2 separate regions of the Homo sapiens genome follow, and region 2 is linked to region 1. The links are chromatin loops, found by intact Hi-C in ENCODE. Cell type or tissue: PC-3. All regions are shown on one strand.

Region 1 (2,500 bases):
TGTAAAGAAGAGGCCAAAGAGGAGTTGGGTAACAGAAAAGAGGCAGAGCCTCCAAATTCCACCATTCTCTCTCCAGGCAGGCCCTGGGGGAAGCATTTAGGTTGCCTCAATAAAGCTCTCTTTAGATTTATGTGATCATGGATGCTTCTTCTTTATGGTTGGTGAATTTACAGTGGAACAAATCGAGATTGTAACAGACAGAAGATCTGTCTCTGGTGAAATAAATTAGAACCATTAGATTTTCCTTTTTGGTCTTCTAGTATAATGTAATAAATGGTTGAGAGTATGGGCTTTGTAGTCAGACAGATTCGGGTTTGGGAAAGGCTATCACTTACCAGCTAGGTGACGTTGAGTTCAGCCACCCTGAGCCTGATACTGTTTTTGCTTTTGTTTTGTTGTGTTGTAAAATAAGAATGATAATAATAGTGTCTAATACATAGTGCTGCTATAAGGTTAAATATTAAATATGTGTGTAAAATGCATCATATAGTGACTAATGCAGTGGTCAGTCCTCCATAAATATAAGCTATTGTTTTAATTATGTACTGTCTCCTTAATATACTTTTAACAAACTCTGATATTGTTTTGCATAATGGAGATAAACTGCCAAAATTGGATGAAACTATTTATGCACTTTAAGTCTTTATCTGTTGGAATCATGTTCAGCTTAACCACAGAGACTTAACCAATTATGGATCTGTTTTTCCCCCATAATAAAGAATTCAGAAATAGGCAATGTAAGGCTAGTATAGCTGTTTGAGGAAAATATCGAGGACCCACCATTTAATTTTCTGCTCCTCCACCCTTATCAATGGCTTTCATCTTCGTGATTGAAAGAAAGCTGTGGTACCTTCAGACAGCCAAGAAGGAGGAGGCAGAGTGAAGGGCAAAAGTCTTTATAGGAACTACCACCTATATCTCATTGTCTAGAACTATGTTTCATGACCAGCCTCTAATAGCAGTGGAAGCTAGTAAGGAACGTATGTTTTTAACTGGGCACATTGCCACCTGGAAACAAAACAAAAACCCACATAGTTCTGTTAGACATTGAGTAAATAAACATCAGTTTCTGCCACAAAGCCAAACAAACAAAAAAGACATGATTTTCAGGCCTGATTACTTTTCTAACAAAGACTTATAAATGGCCTCAACATTGGGACATTCTGAGGGCCCATTGCTAAGACCTTAAATCTTACCATCATCATTAAGAAGAGAAGTGGTCACTGGTCTGTGTAATGGGCAAGATAATAACCAGGTCCTTTAGACATGATTCCTGAATCAATATTGTCAGTTTGCTTCCATGTTGTAATATAAAATTAGGTTGCTGTTCAGTACAACAGTCCTGATCTTGGTGATGTGATTATATCATTTATTCAATAAGGTTTTATAGAGGATCCCACTAATCTTGGAAGTACAAGTACAGGGAAAACATAGAAGCAACATCCAACTTTTCATACATGGATTTTGTAAAGGATTAAGTTATATAGTTTTCTTAAAATGATTATTGTTATAATGGCAGCCATCAATTGGCCTGGATTCTGGCAGTGACTATCTACATTTGGAGGCTTAGAGAAGGTCCCTATGGTGCTCAAGTTCTATGTGATCAGCCTCACTGGAATTAGGGGCACCTAGTACTAGCCATTTCTGTTACCCAAGGAATCAAGGTCCAGTTTTCTACTATTGATTTAATATGACCTGCATAAAGAACCAGATATAGAAACACAGTTCTTTACGATACAAATCAATCAGTAAGTATTTTTTAAGCTGTTACCTAGCACTAAGCAAAAAAAAATGGTTATCCAGTTTTCCTGGGATGATTTTTCAGAAGCAGCTGTTTACTAAGCAGTTAGCATTGATTTCATATGGCTTAGAGGAGCAGGCAGACTGTGGGTCTGTCTCTGCTCTCCCAGAGTCACTAGGCAGGTTACCTGGGGTCATTACTCAGTTTCTCTAGGCCTCAGTTTTCTTATATGTAAAACAGCAACTTTGAAAAAAATGATTGTTAAGATTCCTCCTTGATCTTGGGTTTGGGGCAGGATGGAGATTTAATTACTGTGGAAACGGTTACTTGACCCTGTGCAAGATGTGGGGTGCCCTGGGGTCTGAGAAGTCCTGGAGTGTCAGGCTTCATTTTTGCCCTCCTGAAAATGAAGGAGTTGGATTGGAAGTATCAGAGTCCTCTACTTGATCTAATGCTCTGTCAAACAGAGTTTGATAGAACTGTCACCTGAATTCTATCAGATGGGTTTAATTAATAAAAATTTTTGGAGACATGCTTGACAGGTTTCATATTCCCAGGGCCTGTGCATGGACCCCCTGAAAGTAGTAATGCAAAATTCTACTTTACTAAGTTTGTTAAGCATTGGAGGTTGAAATGAGCCCAAAGAAGATCAAGGCTGTTAACTCTTACATCTAAAAAGAATCTCCACCCAGTGTTTCTAACTGAGCACAGATTGACAAAAACTATTTCTTTTTTTTTTTTTTTTTTTTCCTGAGACGG
Region 2 (2,500 bases), 80 kb before region 1:
TATTCTAAAATATTCACATTCTGATAGTTTCACTTGCAGGCCAACTGGACTGCTTCCTGCATGGGTTATAATTAACCCAATGGCAGCAATATCGCATTATTGCTGTGAATTCAAAGAACGATCAGATTACTTGGCTTAAATTCCTGTGTTGTGTGTGAGTTTGTTTGTGTATATTAGCTGTGTACCTATCTTATTAAATACAACCTTTTCCTGACTATCACTGCAAATTGTTGGAAACCACTGCTGCTTTCTAAGGTGATATAGGCCATAATTTTAAATGGGTTCTAATGATGTTCAAAGGTCTTCTGCTAATTGATCAAAATATCTATTCTTTCCTAATAGAGGACCTGGCATTTTGTGTGTATTTATACTACACTCTTTAAGCACCATTACAAATATTTTTCTTAACTTCATAAGCATTTGAGATGGCACTTGAAGTAATTACCAATAGAGTGGCAATAAGAGATTTTATGGATAGAGAATTTTATAATGGAATATTACAATAATTAATCTGTTCTTAAGATTAATGAATCATTCTTTACTAGCATCTAAATGTAATCTCAGCGTATTAAATGTAGGGAAAATAGCTTATAATTTGAAATTCATATAGTTTGGATTTTTTTCCACGTCATCTCCTATCTGCCCTGTCCTCTCTGAAACAGGTAAAAACATAATGTCTTTTCAATTCAAAGATAGGACTTTCAGAACATGGAAAAAAAAGGTTATATCAATAATAATACTTGTCAAGTCATATCCCATCCTTAGTTCATTACCTCTTAAGCAGAATTTTTAGAAACTATATTTAAAATGCTAATATGAATCGAAAGCTGTTTTTAGTTTGAAACTTGCTGTGCTTGGAGAATGAAAGCAAGAAATGCATTAGAGAGACTCCTTTAAGACCTGTAATTTCATCAGCAGTTCTGACTGTGTTTCTGGTTGACTAGTGGGTTGGAAAGTAAGAAATTAACAGTGATTTACTTAGTCGTTATATCAGAACAGTTGAAATTCCTGTACTTACCAGTTGGTGGGGTTAAAAATTCTTTTCTTTGATGTTAATTCAAAGCACATTGGAAGTTCAAGGTAACATGATTTGTTATAAATAAAGCATAATGCAATCATTACATTCTTATCATAGCTCTGTCTTCCTAAACTTTGCAGAGATAGTGCAGTACCTCCTATGCAGATGAGATGTTAGTAAGATTGTACTATTTGCTATTATAAAAGCTGAATATTTTTATAAAGGATGTTCAAGTGAACACATTTTTTGTATATTTGAACTCTCCTTCCTATGTTAAATGATGCAGAGTAATCTATTTGTTGTTTTCTGATAAATTCAAAGAGGTCACATAGCTCTGATTCTTCCCCCATAGCATACACTTTCACATTCCAGTGACTTGAAGTCTTAACCAACAGTGACCCCTGTCTCCCTCCTTATGGTCAGATTCCAGTATATAATATTTCTAGTTCAGAGTTTGCTGTGCAGCAGGTGTTGTAAGCAGAAGAGACTTGGGTAGCACCAAAAGATAATATGCAAAAAATGAGATTTCAAGAGTGATGTTCTTTAAGGAAAAATATTTTATCTTAATCCTTTTGCATGATGAGATTTGAGACACAAGTGTGGAATCATTTTGTAGATAATAATGATATCCCCCAAACAGAATATGTCTAACAGCCATGAACAGTGAAAGATATTTGTGGACAGCAGTGGTCCTTCTAAATGTATATGTTGCCTTTGGTTGAGCACATGTGCTATGGGGTTCAGCAATAGTTGAATGGATGACGTCCTGTTTCCAAAGGGCATCTGCCCCTGCTTCGTGATGTGGAAATGAAAACTTGTTTGAAGACTGACAACAATTATTTTTGCCCTGAAAAAAAATCCTCAAATCCTCAGCATTCTGTGTGCAAAAGACTTAGGTCAAAGAGATATGCATCACAGCCCTGACCCTTAGATGCGGTGGTCTAGTCAGAAGTAATCCAGGGCAGTGGAATCCATTCATGTGATTTGCGCTTGGAACTTAGTACTGCCATACTCTAGTGGCCATGGTCAGGTAAACTGGGAAGAAGTTTTTTAGTCATAACAATAGGCATGTGACTTAAAAGCAAATATCATTTCATTCCTAAGCCACAAGGTAAAGAAGACTCACCCTTAATTAGGTTTAAAGTGGATATTAGAGTTTCTAATCACTGATAGAACAGTGCTCTTGCAAGAATGAAGATGTTAGGAAAAAACTTTGTGTGTTCTTTCCTCAAATTGTAATTTTAACAATTTCATAGTTCATGCCCTAAAAGACATCCAAGTAAAGGACTTGTGTCTTCAGATACCCTTTGCCATGATCACTTCTGTTGCTCTATAGACAAGAGTAATAATTCATTTCCCAAAACGTCTGTGTAGTTGGACAGGGCTACACCACCAGTTTGCCTTGGCTGATACCCCCAAAGCTTTGTTGTAGCTGTTCTTGTGAACAGGAGTTCCTATTGCTTCCTGCCTTGCTTGTTTTCA

The links. A loop is a pair of places that touch in the nucleus more often than their neighbours do. Peaks named below come from ENCODE experiments on the same cell type or tissue, not always from the same donor. Only the 100,000 strongest peaks of a DNase experiment are listed, where the experiment ranks them.
Region 2: a loop joins it to region 1, with 2.6 times the contacts of the local background. A loop is called at or near these places in 1 of 110 quality-filtered maps.

The regions. Positions count from the first base shown.
Region 1 is chr4:145,787,455-145,789,954 of GRCh38, reverse strand. All of the region lies in intron 8 of ZNF827 (zinc finger protein 827), which reads left to right. It also overlaps a transcript of C4orf51 not described here. Among named protein-coding and RNA genes, the nearest start is that of C4orf51, 110 kb to the right of the region's middle. In PC-3, no CTCF peak of the experiment used is centred here; a DNase peak (open chromatin) is centred at 1,014; H3K27ac peaks cover 1,414 bases.
Region 2 is chr4:145,867,735-145,870,234 of GRCh38, reverse strand. The region is part of intron 5 of ZNF827 (zinc finger protein 827); the gene reads left to right. Among named protein-coding and RNA genes, the nearest start is that of ZNF827, 70 kb to the left of the region's middle. In PC-3, a CTCF peak has its summit at 1,029; no DNase peak of the experiment used is centred here.